2 separate regions of the Homo sapiens genome follow, and region 2 is linked to region 1. Evidence: chromatin loops called from intact Hi-C (ENCODE). Cell type or tissue: endothelial cell of umbilical vein. All regions are shown on one strand. Links, peaks and the distances in the headings refer to the core of each region. The heading gives the core; the rest is flanking DNA.

Evidence for each region. A loop is a pair of places that touch in the nucleus more often than their neighbours do. Peaks named below come from ENCODE experiments on the same cell type or tissue, not always from the same donor. Only the 100,000 strongest peaks of a DNase experiment are listed, where the experiment ranks them.
Region 2: a loop joins it to region 1, with 3 times the contacts of the local background. A loop is called at or near these places in 15 of 110 quality-filtered maps.

The regions. Positions count from the first base shown.
Region 1 is chr1:86,013,275-86,024,415 of GRCh38, forward strand. It overlaps COL24A1 (collagen type XXIV alpha 1 chain), which reads right to left. Exons shown (of 60, transcript NM_152890.7): 15 at 9,680-9,733; 16 at 9,559-9,603; 17 at 9,264-9,317; 18 at 8,966-9,019; 19 at 3,877-3,930. Among named protein-coding and RNA genes, the nearest start is that of COL24A1, 140 kb to the right of the region's middle. RefSeq lists an enhancer at 3,140-3,329. In endothelial cell of umbilical vein, for the core only: a CTCF peak has its summit at 5,231 (motif pointing left); a DNase peak (open chromatin) is centred at 5,217.
Region 2 is chr1:85,890,222-85,901,362 of GRCh38, forward strand. It overlaps COL24A1 (collagen type XXIV alpha 1 chain), which reads right to left. Exons shown (of 60, transcript NM_152890.7): 29 at 6,135-6,188; 30 at 5,800-5,844; 31 at 5,637-5,681. Among named protein-coding and RNA genes, the nearest start is that of ZNHIT6, 190 kb to the left of the region's middle. RefSeq lists an enhancer at 6,437-6,936. In endothelial cell of umbilical vein, for the core only: no CTCF peak of the experiment used is centred there; a DNase peak (open chromatin) is centred at 4,630.

The sequences.
Region 1 (11,141 bases), core at 3,530-7,529:
CTAATAGAATTACTTTCACTGAATTATGCTTTCACATTGTAACATCCATCTATACTGAATAGTGGAAATGACACAATACAATGAATTGCTACCCTCCTTTTGAATAATTAATATGTTCTAACCCAAAAGAAAGGAGAATCATATAACTGATCATGTGTCATCCTTTTGGCAGTGGGAAGATCGTATTCAAATCTGAAATCCCCTTACAACAAAATGTACAGAGCTTTGTGACTATATTTCAGGCAAAAGCCTCTTACATTTCAAACTAACCAAAAACTGGGCCAGACATGGTGGCTCATGCCTATAATCCCAGCATTTTGGGAGGCCAAGGCAGGTGGATCACCTGAGGTCAGGAGTTTGAGACCAGCTTAGTCAACATGGCAAAACCCCGTCTCTACTAAAAATACAAAAATTAGCCAGGTGTGGTGGCAGGCACCTGTAATCCCAGCTACTTGGGAGGCTGAGGCAGGAGAATCGCTTCAACCTGGGAGGCAGAGGTTGCAATGAGCCCAGACGGCACCACTGCATTCCAGCCTGGGCGAGAGAGTGAAACTGTGTCTCAAAAAAACATAAACAAAAACAAACAAAAAACCTTATCCAAAAATTACCTTAACCAACAACTCAGAAATTATTTTATTAGTCCGCAGTCACTCTCTCACTTACTTTTCAAAGAACTCCTGCAGCTCCTTTCTCCTGCACAGTCCCCTTACTCTTGAGATTTAGTTTCAAGACTAAGAAAACAGAGACTATCCTATCTGACCTCTTTCAACTTCTTTCTTCTTTTGAAACAAATCCCTACAGTTATGCTGTGTATAACTCATTTATTTTTTACCTTCCTTGCTTTCAAGAGAAATGAATTTGTATATAAGTTGTCCTCTAAATGTTGCTTCAGCTGCAACACTCAAGTTTTTATACTGATTCGTTCTCATTCACTTCTAAATATTTTCTAATTTCCATTGTGATATTTCTTCTCTCCAGACCATAAGTTACTAAGGAATGTATTTTTCAGTTACCAAAATTTATTTTACTGACTTTTTATTATCAACTTAAAACTTAACTGCACTGTAGACAAAGACTGTAGACTTCTAGGGGTGAGTTTCCAGGTGTAGTATTTTTAAACTTTGTTTTAATTCATCTGTTACATTGCTTCATCTAATACCTTTATGCAGATGATTATATAAATATGTATCTCTAGTCTACTTTTCTGAGCTTTAGGCCTACAGTTTTAAGACTCTTATTAGACTAATTTTCTATTTCTCCTAAAGGCCTTTGAACCCTAACAGATTCAAAGCCAAAACATTATTTCCTGCCACTCTGAATCTCTTCCTTCTCCTCCTCCTCCTTTTCCTATTTTCTATTTTTGGAATGATGATCCACATTCTACCCAACTTTTCAAGCAAAAAGTGTTCAAATTGCCTTTTATTCCTCTCTCTTACAATTGGAATGAACTGTTTTATGTATTGTGAATTATATTTTCTAGTTCTCTCTTTAAGCTATCCTTTCCTTTCTATTGTCACAGGACCTCATCATCAATCCCCTGCTCTGCTGCACCATCCTTCTAAATAACCTTTAGTTCATCTCCTTGGCACTCCTCCTTCCCTTCTTCTCTTTTATCCTTCCCCCTGCTGCTTTGCATAAAGCACAACTCTGATAATTCCTTTCTCTTGCTTAAATATCTTTGGTTAACGCATACAGGATAAAGTCTGAATTTAGCACAATGCATAAGACCCTTTACCTGAGTAAAATTCATCCACTATACAAGCAGAAAGTTTTCAGGCTTGGTTTGCTACCAAATATACTATTTAAAATTCTTGGACCTGCAAGTTTATTAAAAGCCTAATGTTGACAAGGATTTGGATAAAAGTGTTGTCTCACATATAGTTGCCTATGTACTATATTTTTATGATCAAGAAAAAGTTATGCTCCTTGAATTAGGCCCCATTTCCCAAAACAATCTAGCATCAGTTCTTGACAGAGTACAGGTTACATTTTTAGCCCCATGAAAAAACTTAATACAGGTGAAGAGGAAGGATTGGTACTCTGAAAATGCTGGGGCTCAGGACCTTATATTAGTGGTGCTAAAATCAGAGATAATGAGATAATGTTTTCAGTGTTGATGGATATTATGAAATTTTAAAGGGAAGAGAGAAATAAATAAACATCTTTAGAAGACCAAGTAGTAAGTGAAAACATGGCGCATGCATCCTTTAACCAAGCTTTATGAGAAAGAAGAAAAATGACTCAAAACCATACTTATAGCAAGGAGGTAACATAGCCATTTCTAGTGTACATATCACCTGTAACTGCAGTAATAATAGGACAATACAGTCATAATAATAACCTTTAAAGATAATGAAAATTAAAATAGATTCTGTATCCTCAGTATGACAAGGCAGTAAATACTATTCATTCCAGGAAAGCTTTCATTAAAAATGATTAAAATAAAAATTGTAGGCTCATATGGAGAAGCTTATACTAATCTGAAGTTTTAATTACTCAATTTCCTTCCTATCAGAATGCTGAGATCAATATACTACTGTATTTTACTTCCTATTACCTCTCTATTGGTAAAACTAGCTACAATGAAGTTTTGAAGACTCTACTTTTTCTTTTTTTTTTTTTTTTTTGGAGACGGGGTCTCATTTTGTCACCCAGGCTGAAGTGCAGTGGTGCCACCCCAGGCTCAAGTGATCATCCTACCTCAGCCTCCCGAGTAGCTGGGACTACAGGTGTGAGCCACCATGCCTGGCTAACTTTTAAAACATTTTTTCTTTTTTTTTTTTAGCAACAGGGTCTCACTATGTTGCTAGGGCTGGTCTAGAACTCCTGGACTCAAGGCGATCCTCTCACATCAGCCTCCCAAAGTGCTGGGATTGCACCATGCCCAGCCTGCTTTTTAGATTTTTGAACTGTCAATACCCAATGTGTTTTGAAATCATACAGTAAGTAAGAATAGGCATTTTCTAAAGAAATCAGCCAACCTTGAAGGACAGCTGTGAAGTAAGAAGTAGATCTTATGGTTTACAAAGAGAGGGAGACAGCATCAGTACAGCAGTAGTCTTAGAAACTCTGCCTACTACTCTGACACTATGACATTATTGCTCTAACTTATTTATTCTGATGCCAATTATTTTCTCAGCCTTCTGCTGAATCTATGACTCTAAATTAAATATGTATGTACACTGATATGTGTGTGCTTGCGTGTATGTGTGTGTGTGTAGGCACACACAGGCACACACATATCAATATGGGCATATATTTTTGAAACTAGAGTGAGCTTCAGAAGTTTCATCTCCATGTAGTATATCTTTGACTCATAGGTCTGACTCATAGTAGGATTTTTTAAAATCCAAATGTTTTATCTCAGAAGCTTATGTTCTATATAGACTTTTAGAAAAGAAGGCCACTGTATATCAACCATTAAACCAAAGTCAAAAATTTTAAAGTATATACAAACAAATTTGATATATGTACTACAGACTTAATTGTATTTATTTTAGAATACTGTATGAGATTTAAATGATATATGGATATAGCAATAATTGGAAACATTTTGCATTAATAATTCAGTGGAGTTTCTTTCCTGAAATTTGGTTCCAAGCCTCAAGTACTTGTTATTAATAGCTGTGCAGAACAAATAAATCAGCTGTGATCCTAATCAGTGTGAAAATGTGGCTAATGCACTTTTCTGTTTCCCTAGGATCCCTGTTGCATACCTCGTGACATAACAGAAAAAATGTAGTCCAAACTATTTACGGAGATCTAAACTTTAAAGAGGATCTTTCTTAAGCTTGCTATGTTGAAACATGTTTTATCAAACAAGTTTAATTTCCACCATTTTGTTTCAAATTTATTAACTTTCCACCAATATTTTACCTCTGGTCCTGGAGGGCCAGATGGTCCTTGGAGTCCTGGGTCACCTGTTTGGCCCTAAAATGGGGGGGGAGGATCAAAGTATAAACATAAACTTAATAAACACAATTAAAAGAAGAAACAGGCATATGGTAAACAAATAGCAGTCAGTCATTATATTATCATGTCAAACAAGGTTGTAATGACTTTTTAGAAAAATTTGTAACCATCATTACTGTAAAAGTTTTTAAATAAGATGTTTATGGGTTTAATATACATTCACTCAAGTGTTAAGTGATACAAACAAATTAATGAGTCAAGTGCTCAAATCAAGAAAAGAATTGTATGTTTATATGTGTTTCACAGAGATAAGACAATAAAGCTGGACTCAACAAGATAGGGAATTCTAGAGGAGAAACTGCTTTTATAAATAACCACAGTCCCAGGGCTGTCTCTGAAAATTCCTCTCTCCTTTGATACTGTAAGTGGCCTGAATTAGTAATTAAGACTCACCTGGATTGAAATCCTTGTTGCTTAATCTCTCTAAGCCTCAGTTTTCTCATCAATAAAATAGAAATAATAATTATAGTACTAACATTCTCAAAGAGTCATTGGAGAGTTAAATTAGATAATATATGTAAAGTGCTAAGCACAATGTCTGACATATGAAGTACTCATTAAATGTCAACCAATTTTACAATCATTATTCCTTCTCTTCACACCCTTTCTGCTTTCCTGGCTCACACATAGAATTCCTAGACTGTTTTCATCCTTTAATTGAAGTTTTAAGGATTCAGTTTCAGTATCTCTGAAGCTAGTTTCTGACATTCATGATAAAGATGTGAAATCAGGGTTAAAGGAGAAAGTGACAGGAAAGAGAAGTAGGTATAAAGCCTGAAACTAGAGAAGGCTAGCAATGCTCTCGAGAGATGAAAGTTTGGAAAGGGAGGACAGTAGTCTGATATATCCATTTTCATAAGAAAAACTATTGCATTCATTATTTCTGTCATATTAAGTTTCTATATGAGCTTCAAATTTAATTTAAATAAGCCTCAGATCACCTAAACTTGCAAGTTACAATACGGGATTGCCCATTTTCCAAAACCTAAAGCACAGTTTCCAATATGCACTTAATTCATTCTCAGTGCTGAGGTATCTGGACATAAAACAGGACACCATAAACTACTGCAATCAAATCCAGAGAAAGGCAGTGAAATATTATGGAAAGGCTCATTTAAGTTTCCCTTTCCAAATAAACAAAAACAAAATCTGTGATCCATCAGAATCAGTATACTGAAGTTCTTAAAATGACAAGCATCTCTCTTTAAAGAGATAGAGAAAGGGGCGAGGGGCTCTCATTGGAGCCCTCTAGTGGCAAAATCCAACCACAAAGCTAAATTTCTAAGCAGTGAGGATAAAATAGCAATACCCTAGGGCTTTGTTTTCAGAAAAGCTGATTGACAATCACATATTTAAAAACAGAAATTGTGTAATGATTTTATTTGATCTTCAGAATAATTCTTTGTTTTGTAAAATTTTGATTGCAAATTTCCTATGAATGTCAATTTTTCTTTATAAAAGCTGACATTTTAAGTAACTTATAGATAACTAATATTAAATAAACCTCTACAAATGACAAAAATCCCTAGCTAAAAAATGGATAGGGCATAACAATTGTGTTTGTTTTCTTGGTCTAAAGGAAAGTGTATTTACGAACAACCTCAGAGTGGTAGTTTTCTCTATTTTTTTTTAAAATACTTGTAGAGCAAAAGCTTCCCTATTCAAGAACTGTAACAACTTTCCAAATCAGGACATTCCTTCTTATATCTTGAAAATATTATTTCATGTTACAACTTAGATCTACTTGGAAACAATATTAGTTAGTAACACCAACCTCTTAGGTAACAGAAAATTAAAAGTAGGATCTATAAAATAGGGAAGACATCCTTATGATGTTGGCATTCTTTCCACGACAGTAAACAAACATTTTAGATAGGCATTAACTTATATAATTGAATGTGGGAGTTTGTTTCTTAATATAATAACTGATTCTGCATAAGCAACTTTTCATCAAACAAGTGTCTCCTTCTATAAGAAGGAAAGGTTTCCTGGTCAAACACCTACAGTTTTTCTATTAATAATATATACAGCCAGGTGCAGTGGCTCACACCTATAATCCCACATTCTAGGAGGCCGAGGTAAGAGGATTGCTTGAGGCCAGGAGTTTAAGACTAACCTGGGCAACAAAGCAAGACCTGGTTTCTACAATTTTTTTTTTTTTTAATTAGCTGGGTATGGTGGTGGACCTGCAGTCCTTGCTACTTGAGAGGCTGAGGTGGAAGGACCACTTGACCCCAAGAGTTGGAGACTGCAGTGAGCTGTGATGGCACCATTACACTCTATCCTGAGCAACAGAGGGAGGCCCTGTCTCTAAAAATTTTTTTTTTAATTAAAACAAAAAGATACAAACAAGTAATAAATACAACAAGAGACAAAATACAAGGCTATCTCACTAATTTTAATTCATGAATGCTTATCTTATCTTCGGCCCAAAGTAGTTTTCAAAAGTTTGATAAAACAAATAAAAAAAAATCAATTATCTCCCTACCAAAGTAATTCCTGCTGACATTAATTTTCTTTATTAGAACAGTACAGAAAGGTGTAAAATGAGTAAGTAAAAGCCTCACTCTCACTGTCTCTTGCTCCCTGCCCTAAAAGAACATCATTAGCATTTATTGTGACTTCTTTCAGGAAAAAAATACTAAGGGCTTTAAGATAATGTGTTAAAGGTGAAACAGGCTCTCTGCCTTTTCTTTAGCTTACACTAGGAGGAATATTAGTAAGTACTATGTCTAAAAGAGAAAAACATCATAATCACAGGACTATAAGGAACCTTACATATGATATGGCCTAAACTTTCTTTTTTCATTCTTTCTTTTTTTTTTTTTTTTTTTTTTTTGAGATGGAGTCTCACTCTGTCGCTCAAGCTGGAGTCCAGTGGCGCAATCTTGACTTACTGCAACCTCTGCCTTCTGGATTCAAGCGATTCTCCTGCCTCAGCCTCCTGAGGAGCTGGGACTACAGGTGCCTGCCACTATGCCTGGGTAATTTTTGTATTTTTAGTAGAGACAGGGTTTCACCATGTTGGTCAGGGTGGTCTCGAACTCCTGACCTCGTGATCCACCCACCTCAGCTGCCCAAAGTGCTGGGATTACAGGCGTGAGCCACCGCACGTGGCCCTAACTTTCATTTTAAACATGAGAAGCTGGTACCATGGTGGTTAAATACCCAAGGTGATAGCCAGTAGGTTAAGTGCCAGAGCTGGGACCAGAATCCAGGTCTTTGTCTCTCTAGCCAATGATTTTTTTACTCCCATCAACATGTTATAAATATAAATTTAATCAAAGAGTAAGGAACACTAAAATGGTTTGCCTTGTGTAAGCACGATACTTGACTCTAGTTTTCTCAAAAAATTAATTGTAAAGCACAAAAAAATACTTATATTATTTATTAGTTAATAGTGCCCTTAGAGCATGTATTGTATCATTTCATCCTATTTGGTCAAGCGCTAGAAAAATGTCACATTATTTAAAAAAAAGAATATGTAAAAAGTATCTTATTTTGCCAATCACTGCAAATATCAGAGAGTCTTTATATGGTTTAGAACCATCCTTGAAAAACAGAAGTTGTTTGTTAGCTTCATGACCTAGTCTCATGATCCAATTTATGCACTCTAGAGTTTCTGAGATTCAACTCAAGGGTACAAGGGAGGGTACACGGCTTATTAGGTTAAGCCCTTATGGCAATAAGCCCAGGGCAAAGAACTAGTATAAGCAAAGGTCACCACTAACATTTCATCGAATAGATGCCAAAAATTGTTCTTTGGGTTAAATAATTCCTAAGAGATGTATATAAAATACTGTCACTGTTAGAAGTCACAAAGAATGGGGTAAAGTTCTGTAATTTAATACTGCTTCCTGAGATTAAAAAAATAAATAATCCTGAGATGGAAGGGTAGAGTTAGAGGGAACACAATGAACTGCTCAGGAACATAACACAATTATTTTTTAATGTATATTTTAATGTGACATTAATAAATTATAATCCTATATGTATTTTTTGTATGTATAATCATCTCTACCTTTTTCATAGAATTGAATCCTATATCTAATTTTTTCTATCTGTAATCACCTTTACCTTCACAGAGTTGTAATCAATATTAAACTCCTAAAACCATCTTAAAATATTAAACCCTAAAACAGTATGGCACAGTAGCTAAACGCATGAGCTCTGACATACCTGATTGCCTAGGTTTTTCTGAATGGTCACCTACTAAGTAGGTGGCCACCCAGGTGACCTTAGATGTTTTCTAACACTGTGTCTCAATTTTCTTAATATAAAAAATAGGAATAATAATAGTACCAACTTTGTAGGATTGTTGTGAAGATTAATTTAGATGTATAGTCCTTAGAATACTGCCTGGTATTGTGTAGATACTCAGCAAATGTTAGCTATAATAATTATGATTTTTAATATTTAGAAATATATTTTCTCAAGTTTTAACCATTTTATTTAAATAGCTTTAATTATTAAGTAATTTTAGATTTATAATTTTTTGAGTTTTATGTTAACAGCAATATAAGGTATCTTTTTCTTTCGTCTAATTGATGTCCAAGGGTCAGGAAAAAAAATAAGGATTTAGAATATTTTGGTCCACAAGAGAGTGCAAACATGCTACCTTTTCTTCAGACTGTTTCCTTAATAAAATTGATATTTTGAAAAGTTAAAATATTATTTAAGGTGCTTTACATTTTCTGGCTTCAAAGCCTATTGTTTTAATTTAAATATTGTCTATATTAAATTATTCAGTAGAATAATATGACCAAGATCTTTAGGACTCTCAGAAACTTGGCTTTGGCCTAGGGTTGGGAGTAGAGGGAAGTCCAAAAGTCTATGGAATGTGAACTGAATACCTGAGGGATTTGCTATATTCTAAAACTAAGGAGACAAATGCTCAGTAGGCTTATACCCTACTTAGATCAACAGTGTCGAGACTCATGCCATGACATGCACTCTGTCAATTACAAAGAGCAAAGCAAAAGTTCAAACCTACTGAAGGCCCTGACTTTCCTCTCATCCCTGGTGGTCCTGGTAAACCAACAGCACCCTAAGAGAAGAGAATAACAGAAGAGAAAGTTATTATACCACAAAAGGCAGACATACCACTATTTACAAACTGCTAAAAAATTTCATAAAGTATGCTAAAATATTGAGACAAAAGTTTCAAACAAGAACTTAAAACCATATTGATACCACATTCTAACACAATACATGGATAAAATAATAAGCAGTTCTTTCTTTTGAATTTACACTTTTTCATATTTACATAAAATTAATGGTATAAACATTACCTTGTCTCCAGGATACCCGGGTTCTCCTAGCTCTCCTGCTGTGCCTTGTTCACCCTGGAAAGCACAATTTCATGCAAAGATACTTATGTATCACAAACATGGCAATATTATAAGAAAGCAAATATTCATTGTAGAAGAATAATTTCTCTATTTTTCTTACTTCTGAGGAAAACTAATATAATTGATACTACAAATTAGACTCCATAAAAACAAAATATTTCATAAATTGTGTTGACTGAAAAGTAAAAGACAAATGTGATAAAAATTATTTTTATAATATTAATATTTAAATCACCTTATCACCTTTGATTCCAGGTAGTCCTTTATTCCCTGAAAGGCCCTACAAAAAAAGGTGACATTTTGTGATATCATAGACAGATTAAAGGGAAATATCCATTATACAAATAGAACCATACCATTGGGCCAGGAATTCCAGCAGGTCCAATTGGTCCCACAGGGCCAACACTGCCCTGGAAAACAGTAAGAAAGAAATGCATCATTAAGCATTCATTAGGATTAGAAAGAAAATGTGGCAGAATTAATAAATTAATGAACCCAAAACAGCCAACTCACTAAGCTCCTACACGTGCCTTGTTCTTCAACAACTTATTTTTCTCTCCACATTTATAAATCATACCAATATTTCAAACCTTAGTGAAGTCCATCATTTTTCTGAAACCTTTTCATATTTGTCTAGTCCACAGAGATTCTTTCCTCCTTTGAGCTCCTATAATACTGTCCATGACATTCATCTTGCAATATTTCTCCAACTAGATGAGACCTTTAAAAAATATTTTAGTGCCATATTCCCAGGAACTAGTCAACAGATACTTCATTTGATTGTCTTAGAGTTTTATTTCACCCACTTATTCAGCAAATATTTTTTGAGGAGTTACTATGTGCCAGACATCCTAATGATTTGATTTTATAATTTCAAATTTGCAGAATGAGAAAATTTATCATAATTTCAGGGATAAACTCAGAGGCAAACAAAAAGCTCTACTCTTCTGGGCTTATCTCGTTTATTCATCATTTAATATTTACTAAGCATAATATGTACGAGACACTGTTGAAGAAAAAAAGAGAAAAAAGACATAATCTCTAACATCAAGGTTCTCAATTTAATGCTCTAATTCTTCAGAAACATTACCACTATTATCTTCTGCAAGCAAGAGACTTAGAAAAAACTTCAATATGTCATCTTAGAAGACAAAGGGCAATAGCAACATAAGGGTATGAAAGAAAAATTTGAAAAACAAAATGGCACTTCTTGGTGGTTTGGGATCAGTTATAATTTCTGTGTCACTGAGGTCTCCTTTTTCTTCTTTTTCTCACGATCTTTCTTTGCCTGGCTTCCTTACTACTCTTTATAATGGAAATCCAAGTTAGTTCAAACTTCTCTTTCTAGTTTCTAAATATTAAGGAACTCTTAAAGTTGCATTTGTGAAATGCTAAGAATGTTACCTCTTGTAGTTAGAATTCTAATTTCTTAGGATAGCATCCTAAGCCCTCTCTATTAGGCTTCCATCAAACTTTCCAGTCTCCTTTCCTTCCATTGTCCTCATTTCCCTTCCACTTTACTTCTCCCTCCCCGAAATCCTCCATTCTAGCTGCAGTGGACTGTCTTTCATTTTCTGAATAGCTCTCCCTTACCAAATGCTCAGAACCTTTGACAAGACAGTTACCAGTACTAGAATGCACTTCTACTACGCTACTTAGTACATGGCACTGTACTTTTTTTTTCCTGCCTTCCTAGTCTGTGCATTTTGTGACAGCGGAAACACGTTTCATTCATTTTTTTTATTTCCCAGACCCAACATAATAACTGGCAGATAATGGTTCTGAAATAAAGTGTAGAATGAATACTGAAGGGATTAA
Region 2 (11,141 bases), core at 2,457-6,456, 120 kb before region 1:
TGTATGAGTCCCTTTTTTCAATTATTTGGGTATCTACCTAGAAGTGGAACTGATAGATCATATGGTAATTCTCTGTTTAACTTCTTGACAAACCACCAAACTGTTTTCCACAGCAGTTCCCCTATTTTATATTTGTACCAGTAATGCACAAGGGTTCTAATTCCTCCACATCCTTGGCCACACAAATTTTCTTTTTTTTTTTTTAGAACAGCATTCTAATGTTTGTGAAATAGTATCCCATGGTGGTTTGATTTTCATTTCCCTAATGACTAGTGATGTTGAGTATCTTTTCATGTGCTTACTGGCCATTTGTATATCTTCTTTGGAGAAATGTCTATTCAAGTCCTTTGCTCATTTTTCCATCAGGTTGTTTTTTTATTCTTGAGTTGTAGGAGTTCTTTATATCTACCCCTATTTTTATTTAATCCTCACTCCTATATTGTGACAAATAATTATCCAAAATTATTTTAAATCTGAATTTCTTTATAGTTTTAATATTCATATAAAGTTTCCTTTTTCCAAAAATAATAATCCTTGTGATGTGTTAATAAGTATGACTTTTGCCTTTAAACCCTGGCAAGGCACAGGAGTCTTGGAACCTAGATAACTGGAAATAACCATACTGGACCTGTAACTTCCTTTTTTCCCCATCTTTACACTCTTTGTAGTACCATAAAAGAGCATCTCAGATATGAAGTAGATAGAACACTAAACCAAATTCTGAGTCTTCTCTGACTCAGTCAAAGATTTATTGAGCATTTACTGTGTGCGAGGCACTGATGACCACTGACAATACATAACATGTTGATCCTTTTGTAAATTGCATCTTTTTTTCTTTTTTTTTTTTGAGACGGAGTCTCATTCTGTCACCCAGACTAGAGTGCAGCAGCATGATCTTGGCTCACTGCAACCTCCACATCCTGGGTTCACGCCGTTCTCCTGCCTCGGCCTCCCGAGTAGCTGGGACTACAGGCGCCCGCCACCACGCCCGGCTAATTTTTTTTTTTTTTTTTTTTGTATTTTTGGTAGAGACAGAGTTTCACCGTGTTAACCAGGATGGTATCAATCTCCTGACCTCGTGATCCACCCGCCTTGGCCTCCCAAAGTGCTGGGATTACAGGCGTGAGCCTCTGCGCCCGGCCGTAAGTTGCATCTTCTACATTATTGATCTCAGGAAAGCTGATAACTATACAGCTAATCACAAATACCATTTTACCTTAAAAACTAAAAGGTATAAAAATATGACATTAAATTAGAAGTAAAGATATTCAAAGTTCTTAGCAACACACTATCTTCTAAGTTATAATCTTTAATGCTATGTTCAGTTTTTCTGGCTAGGGAAAGGGAAATATGTAAAATTATGGACTCCCATCTGGTTGAGGCCCTGTTTCAGTCATGTAAATGATATGGTGCCTATTTACTCCAGGATCCTTAATTAAGAGAGAGGATCATTATAAGGAATCTCTCTGTGCCTAGTACACCAACTGAAATATACAGAAAACTTCAGAACTTTAAATAATGTCTGCCCAATTTTCTTTGTAAAGTATGTTTAGACATAATATCAAGCTTATCATGTACTTTTAATGCTGTTGATACTGCATAAAAGCTCTTTTGCAAAGCTACGAAATAATTTAAGTGGACTCTGTTTTTATTGGGGATAAAGAGGAAAAGCACAAGCTGGAATAAAATAAAAATTATCTTTAAGGCTTTTCAGAACTCCCTTCTCTATGACTTCAACCCAGTAACTATGATAATGATGACCATGAGGATAATAATGACTATTTTGGTTGTTATTTATTAGAGCCTGTGCCAGGAACATAATAAATATCATTTGTTATACATTTATTATGACTATGAAAGATTTCCTATATCAAAGATAGAGAAACTGAAGCCCAGAGAAGTTAAGTAATTTGTACAAAGTCAAGACTGCTAGTAAGTGGCAAAACCAATATATGACTTCCAATATGATTGATTCCAATAAAATATAATGATACATTATATGCAAGGGATTAATTTTATATATATATAACTGTGGACTACTTATCAGAAATACCAGCGGCCAAAAGAAAATGGCAAGTTATCTTTATAGTGCTGAATGAAAACAAAAAATCCCCCAAAAGACTCTGTCAACCTAAAATCTGATATCCGGTGAAAGTATACTTCAAAAGTAAAGGAAAAATAAAGACATTTTATAAACAAAAACTAAGAGAAATATGTACTAGCAGACTTTACTACAAGAAATATAAAGGATGTTCTATAGGTTACAGGAAAATGACACCATTTGGAAACACAAATCTTCAGAAAGGAATGAATAACATCAGAAATGGCAAATATGTGGGTAAATGATAAACATTTTTTCCCCATTAAACATCTCTAAAGTATGTATTTCATTTACATCATGAAAATATTTTATTTATATTAAAGCAAAAATCATAACTTTGCAATGCGTAGTTTAAAATATATGTAGATGTAATACATAAAATAATTATAGCATAAAAAATATTAGTAAATGGACCTATATTGTTGGCAAGTTTCTTACACTTGTGTTAAGTATTTACATAAAATACTTATTTTGTGGCACTTCACAATAAAAGTTTGCTGTCCCTTGACCTAGAATAACCATGGAAAATTATGAGAAGAAATAGAGCTAAAAATCCAACAGACAGATTAAAATAGAATTCTCAAAATTATTCAATGCCAACAGAAGACATTGAACAATAACAATAAAAAGGACACAAAGAAAAACAGATCATTAAATGGGAGACCCAAATCTAACCACATCAATTACGTATCAATAATTACATTAAATTGAAATTGAACAAATGCTCAAATTAAAAGGCAGAAATTGTCAGAATGAATAAAACACAAGGTCCAACTATAAGATATTCACTTTAAATATCAAGACACAGATAGGTTGAAAGTAAATTAAGGAACAAGATATGCCATGTAAGCAGCAAGCATAAGAAAGCTGGAGAAACTTTATGTGAGTATTAATATCAGATAACATATACTTCACAACAAATAGTATTACCAGGAGTAAAAAGTATTACCAGAGATAAACAAGAATATTTTTTAACAAAAAAAGGATCAATTGATCAGGAAGACATAATAATTATAAATGTGAATAAACTTACAATAGAATTTAAAAATACATAAAGAAAAATTAGAAAGAATTAAAGGGAGAAATAGAGAAACACAAAAATTATAGTTGAAGAATTTTTACACCCATCTCACAAACTGATAGACTATCTAGATAAAAAAAACCTCAGTAACGTATGAGTTATGATAGTTTTTATATTATTTAGAGAACCTAAAATAGTGATCCAGGCCTTAACACCTTAATAACACAATGGATTGTGGTCTTTCTTCCTGATTTTCTTTTGAGTCAGATGTATGGGAGGCAAGTATTGTATAGGAAACAGTGTTGGTCCACGGACAAATATACTTTTACTAGTTATCTGGATTACCAGAGCACTATATGTTGCCAGTTTTCATTTAATTCCTGGCTTAAAATTATGAAAATTTAGAGATGGAGAGGGTCTTAGAGCTCTTATCCCAACCATTTTTTAAAATTCATTTTAAAAATAAAAAATATGTATTTTTAGAGATGGGGGTCTCACTACATTGCCCTAGCTGGTCTTGAACTCCCAGGCTCAAGAGATCCTTCTGCCTCTGCCTCCCAAAGTGCTGGGATTACAGGCATGAGCCACCATGCCCAGGCCTAACCAATTTAAACAAAGTTATATGGTTTTTAGGAGCATACACTAGACCAAAGGACAATCTGACCTCGAATTTATCTTTCTAATATACAGCACTGCCTGTTTGTTGATAGTGCATAAATGACTAAAAACGCTAAGACTGTGCTGAAGGATCAAGTGAACCTTTGGGGCTTGTCTGGCTTTTTTCAGTTGACTTTTCCCAGCTTCTCCAAGATGTCAATCCAATCCCATCATGTCAATCCAATCAAGGAGAAGGAGACAATGTAGGTATAGAGCTAAGTAAACCTCAACAACTATTATAAATTCATATTTAATGTCCAACCATGTCATACACTAAGGTAATTTAATTCTTCCAGGAGTCTATGAGACATGTTTGCCAGGTAAGGTTACAAACCAGGGTAAGGTTACAGAATGATTCTAGTATCTTTTATTTAATTGAGAAAGTCAAACATGAAATATCATGTTTATACAGGCATACATTGATGGGCTGAAAATGAAGGTAAAATTCTAGGGAAGGTCAACAATGAATGACCTATATTTTTACCTTTATTTTCAGCTCATCAATGAATACAAAATGAATAAGTAATTTTATTTCTCTGGGTCTCATTTTTTTTTTAAATGAGAGGGATGAACTTGACCTCCAAACTTTTCCACTCACTGCAATGTATCAGCACTGTATAAAGTATATCAAAGTAGTCATAATCTATACAAACACCATTTATATCAATATAATAGAAACTCAGGTGATGAATATTAAAACTCAAGTAATATTCTTTGAGGATAACGTTAATCAATAATACAATGCCACACACAAGTTCTTTCCTAGACATAGTCATTTGTTTTCTGTCTTAGGTCTCTGGTATTTTAGGTTGGATCACTGTTAAATACAATGTTATTGTGGGAAACAGCGGGCAGGGGGCAGCAGATTTCAAAAAGGAACAAGCAAATGCAGTGACATTTACTACATAGACAATTATTAATACTGTAGCGGCTAAAACATTTTTATTCTATCCTTTTCTGTCTCCCGAGCTGCAATCTATTTATATTATCTATTTTTATAACTTTATATTATACATATATGTGTATATAACAAATCAAAATGTCATCATTAAAAATTAAAATTCTGAATGAAAGTAAAAATATCCATATACTTAAGCTTATGTGCTCACATACATGTACTATCTTACATGTCTATGTGTAAGTATGCATGTGTGGGTAAATCTTTAACATTTTTTTCCTCTTACTTAGTGATGATAACCATAGAACTTGTTGCCTCTCAGGGAAAAAAATGTATAATTCTGGTAAGATTTTTGATGGTAGGAAAATAACTAGTATTATAAAATATTAACAACTCTTAAGCAGTGCCATGGGAAGGCATGAAGACACACACAGCTCTATACTCCAAAGGCCTAAAAGGAATTCAAGTTGAGTTAAAAGAAAACTAGGCAAGAGGCCTGAAAAAAGTTAGTTATTATGTTAGCTTTATTAATGTCTCATTATATTTATATGTCACACCATTTTATTTTGAAATGGGTTTTACAGTAAAAGTAATTTATCATAACTAGAGTGAAGTAAAAGTAACAGTTATAACCACCAGTTATGGATAGGTACAACCCAGGCCCAGAATGGGTAAGCAACTTGCTCAAATAAAACAATGACCCAATGATTAAAGGAGAAAAAGAACTTATATTCTTTTAGTCCAACATATTGAATACTAAACAATAGTTGTATTAGAGAATAAAGCAGATAAAGGTAATCAGCTCATAATTTATACATATATCAAAATATCACATTGTATACTGCAAATATATATAATTTTTATGTGTCAAAAAATCCCCCAAACATTGTTTGAGCAGCCCCTTTCCCCCAAAAATGCAGATAAAAATTTTTCATAGCATGATTTTTTAAATTACTTACTGGTTTCCCTTGAAATCCTCTTTCTCCAGGGTTTCCAGTCTTACCCTACATGAGAAAGAAAATTCTTGAGTCAAGTAGTCCCCTCCAAAAAGATTAATCATACTAAGAAAAACAAAAAAGACTTAAAATGTTCATCTTTAATGTGAAATGTTTTATTACTTACAATAAGACCATGAGGCCCTCTTTTTCCTTGATCTCCTTTTTCACCCTAACAAAGTATCAAAGCCAGGTGAGTTAGTAAGAATGTGAATTATGGTCTTACTATGCTAGCATATGCTAGCATACACTCACATACAAAAAAGACAGTAAGTATATAGTTCATTATTGAAAAGAAAACATCTCTGCCTGTGTAGTAAAAACTTTATGCGTTTCATACTTAGACAAAGAGAAAACTTAGAACCATACTTTTGTAGGGAAATATATTGTTTTTTAGACTAGTAGGACATATGATCTCAATAAAATTTAACTACATATGAAATGAGAAAAATCAATGATTACCTTGGCACCTTGTATACCTTGTTCCCCTAAGAGACCATCTGGTCCTCTTGATCCCTAGAGGTGAAAAAAATATCCTGTTGTTAATTTGAAATGTTCCTTTTTTTTTCTTAACAGTTATGTGTCCTCACAGATGAACATGTTGATGATTTTTTTTTTTTGAGACGGAGTCTCACTCTGTCGCCCAGGCTGGAGTGCAGTGGCGCGTCTCGGCTCACTGCAAGCTCCGCCTCCCAGGTTCACGCCATTCTCCTGCCTCAGCCTCCCCCTGAGTAGCTGGGACTACAGGCGCTCGCCACCACGCCTGGCTAATTTTTTTGTATTTTTAGTACAGACGGGGTTTCACTGTGTTAGCCAGGATGGTCTTGATCTCCTGACCTCGTGATCCACCCGCCTCGGCCTCCCACAGTGCTGGGATTACAGGCGTGAGCCACCACCCACCGCGCACGGCCAAGATGTTGATTTTATGCCCTGACAACAGAAAATAATACAGCTGGGTATATGGCTCAACCTATCTGCATGGGAGAATCAGCCCATGTTTTTAAGATTTAATGACAAATAGTAAGTCAAATGAGCACAAAAATAGCTAACACAGTAGTTGAGGTGGTTATAATATAGGTGTGTTATTTGGGTATTTCGTTCACTTTATAATTTACTCAGCAGCCAGCCAGAATTTGTTCTTAATCAACTCTAAATTAAAAGTGGCTGGATTTGTTTCTCTAAGCAGTCTCCTTAAGTTTAATATTTTTAAATGGTGCTCTTCTCTTCACATTATTAGAAAATGATAGCAATGCAGGAACAGAAAACCAAACACCGCATTTTCTCACTTATAAGTGGGAGCTGAATGATGATAACACATGGACACATGGTGAGGAACAACACACACTGGGGCCTGTCAGGGGGCCTCGGGGGAGGGAGTGTATCAGGAAGAATAGCTAATGGATGCTGGGCTTTATAACTAAGTGATGGGATGATCTGTGCAGCAAACCACCATGTCACATGTTTACCTATGTAACAAACCTGCACCTCCTGTACACGTACCCCTGAACTTAAAATAAAAATTGAAGAAAAAAAAAGAAATAAAGTTTAGCTGGAATAAAAAAAAAAAGAAAGAAAGAAAATGAGTGCTGACTGCATTGTACCTGCTATGCAACTGCTTGTCAGGAATTACTGGGAGATGGCAGGGGCACAGAAAAGGTAGAGAAAATACTACTGAAAATATTCGTGTAAATTTAAAACTTCTCAGTGTTCATTCAATAATTAGTTGCAAAAAAGCCGTTGCAAAAGTCATTCTATAAGAAAATGACAGAATAGTCTTCCATTAAATTATAACTTTCTTTGGAAGATCTTAAAGTCCTTGTTCAGGGACTTGATTCAATTCTACAGACTCTAACTGAATACCTGTGGAAAAGGAATTATGTTAAGTGTTACAGTGATTTATAATTGAGAGAAAGTTTCTCTACTATACAAATATACAAAAGACAATAATATACAGAGAGATAAGACATGCCAAGGACCAAAACAAGAATTCAAAGAGGGAGACAAACTTCACATTTGTAATGGGAAATAAAGATATTTTTAGCAGCTGGAGGTCAAGTTCTCATAGACTTATTCAAAATAGAAGAAACTCTACAATGAGGGATAGTATGTGAAAAAAATATAGAGGCATGAAAACAGATACTCAAAGAATAAAAAAGTAGTTTGTTTGGTTAGGCTATTGATTACATGTTGAGAAATATTAAGATGTAAGTGTGGAAAAGAAGACTGGGACTTATAAGGTGAAGGTCTGAAGTTCACTTACAAATAATTTGGCAGAAAACTGATGCTAAAGATTTCTATACAGAACGGTGATACAAATCTCCCAGGACAACATACAGATTTGAAGGAGTCCTTTAGGCTTCAGAATCTTCTCTTGTATCCCATCTGAGATAAGCTTTGGTTTAGCTTTATATTATTAAAAGCTATTTACTATAATAGGACTCTCTTCTTGGGAACTCTTAGGGTAACTGCATTCCTTGATCCTCTGAGGCACATTCAGGGATTTGGACAGAACACACACTTCATGGAGGATCTGTAGCTCCACTGATCCTGATAAAGCCATAGCTCCGGCCCTACAATTTCTAAGTCTATATTCAAGGTACTCCATAATCTATTCCCAACTTTCTTTCTGCTCTATTTTCCAATGAAGGACTGAAAAACTGAACTACAGTCTTACTGTGCAAGACCTTGAAGATCAAGTTGAGGAGCATGGACTTAATTTCATAGATCAGTATTTTTTAACATGTGTTATTCATTCAGCAGATGTATACCGAGTGCCTACTATAAGCCAGCATTGTTTTAGGTCCAGAGGACATGGTAGAGAGAAGAGACAAATCCCTGAATTCATAAACAAGCAAATAAGTACGTAAAACTAAATTATAAAATGAAAATATGTAGTTAAGTATAATGAAGAAAAACAAAGAACTAGAGAGTATCCAAGGTGGGGAGGACTATTTCAGATAGGGTGGCCTGAAAAGTCTCTCTAAAGTGACATGTGGGTAGACACCTAAAAGAGGTAAGATTGCAAGCTATACAAATAATTTGGGGAAGATCACTGTAGCAGAAAAAACAGCAAGTGCAAAGTTCTGATGAGGGGTCATGCTTAGAATATTCAATAATTGAGTAGCCGAAGATGAAAAAAGAACAGTGTTCAAAGGATGACTCAAGTTTTAAGCATGAAGGTCCCTCAGGAATTTGCTCTAATAATCACCCTCAACCCTCAAGATGATCTTGAAATTTTAGCCGTCTCTATTGATTCTTTTTCTCTAGCACCTTCAATGCCTAATTCTTCTCTTTTTGCTCCAAAAGAAACACAGCTAATTTTTTTTTGAGTAACAAAAGAAGAAGGCCAAAAGACTGTGAAAAGGAATGAGTGGTCAACATTCTAAAATACTATAAAAAACAAGTAAGGTCTAAATTGAAAATGTGTCCACTGGTAATTAATTGGGCCCTTAAAACTCCTTTACAACCTAGAATTACTATGTATTTCTTTGATATTTTATTACTGAGTAATTGGTAGAAGATAACAGCATCAATAGAAAACAAATTAGAAATGTAGGTTTGCTTAGGGTGGAGAGGGAGGAGTAGTGGAAGATAAGGAGTTTGACTCTAGATGATCAAGCCCAATGAAGTAGATATCTCCAAGGCTAGTGATAGAGAGTTAGAAAGTTAGAAGTCATTCTAAGTTTACGTGGTGGCAGCCATAAGCATTAAGCTTCAAAAGGCCCCTGGACACATAGTTGTATATTTAGAATTTTATTTAAAAAGATTGTTTGGTCCAAAGATAGAAAATACATTTCATTTCTTGGATAAAATCAGATTAAGTGGCTGCCTAGATACACGTAGAAAAGGCTGCATCTAGCTGGAGTAAGTCTCATAATTAATTGCCAGTTTCTTGTTTGGGCACAGAAATCACCTACTGCCATAGCTGAACTAGTCCAAATCCCACTTTTTAAGATGAAGAAACTGAAGTCTGTAGATGTTAGGTGAGTAGCCTGACTCCCACGATGTCTAACTGTACAAAGACTGAACGACTGTGCTTTATTAAGTTTATAATATTTTTTCAAATGTTAAAAAGAAATGAGGTTAATCCCGTCAGCAAGTGAATTCAGACTGGAAGAGAGGACCTGAAATTTAGAAGTTTACAAAATGAATATTAAACATTCACAAGTAAAGTGCTGATTGGTATTGCAAATCAAGGAACTCCCTCTAAAATTAAGGAATACATATAGTAATAATAACCACTCATTTTATGTTTTACATTTAAAAAATACTTTTACTACTCAAAGCAATCTAGAGATTCAGTGCAATCCCTATCAAAATACCAATGTCATTTTTCACAGAGATAGAAAAAAAATCCTAAGATTCATATGTAACACAAAAAAGAGGCTAAATAGCCAAAGTAATCCTAAGCAGAAAGAATAAAGCTGGAAGCACCACACTACATGACTTTAAAGTACACTACTGGGCTGAGTATGGTGGCTCATACCTGTAATCCAACATTTTGGGAAGCTGAGGAGGGAGGATCACTTGAGCCCAGGAGTTCAAGATCAGCCTGGGTAAGATGGCAAGACCCTGTCTCTACAAAAAATTTAAAAATTAGCCAGGCATGGTGGAATATGCCTGTAGAACCAGCTACTTGGGAGGTTGAGGCAGTGGGATCATGTGAGCCCAGGAATTTGAGGCAGCAATGTGATATGATCGCGTCACTGCACTCCAGCCTGGGTGACAGAGTTACACCCCATCTTTAAAAGATAAAATAAAATAAAATATACTACAAAACTATAGTTACCAAAACAGCATGGTACTAGTATAAAAACAGACACATAGACAAATAGAACAGAAAAGAGAGCCCAGAAATAAATCTACACGTTTATAGCCAGCTGATTTTTGACAAAGGTGCCAAGAGCACACAATGGGGAATGGATGGCCTCTTCAATAAATGATGTTAGGAAAACTGTATATCCAGATGCAGAAGAATTAAACCCTTATTTAGCACCATATACAAAAATCAACCCAAAATGTATTAAAGACTTAAATATGAAGACTTGGAACTATAAAACTTCCAGAAGAAAAAGGGGAAAAGCTCCATGACATTGGTCTGGGCAATAATTTTTGGGTTAAAACCTCAAAAGCACAGGAAACAAAACCAAAAATAGACAAATGGGACTATGGTAAACAAAAAAGCTTCCATACAACATAAGAAACAATCAACAGTGTGAAGAGACAACCTGTTGAATGAGAGAACATATTTGCAAACTATTCATCTGACAAGGAACTATATATCCAGAATACACAAGGAACTCAAACAACTCAGTAGTTAAAAAATAATTCTATTAAAAATTGGGGAAAGAACCTGAGCAGACATTTCTTAAAAGACAGACAAATGGCCAACAGACACATGAAAAAATGCTCAACATCACTAATTATCAGGAAAATGGAAATCAAAACCACAATAAGATATCATCATAT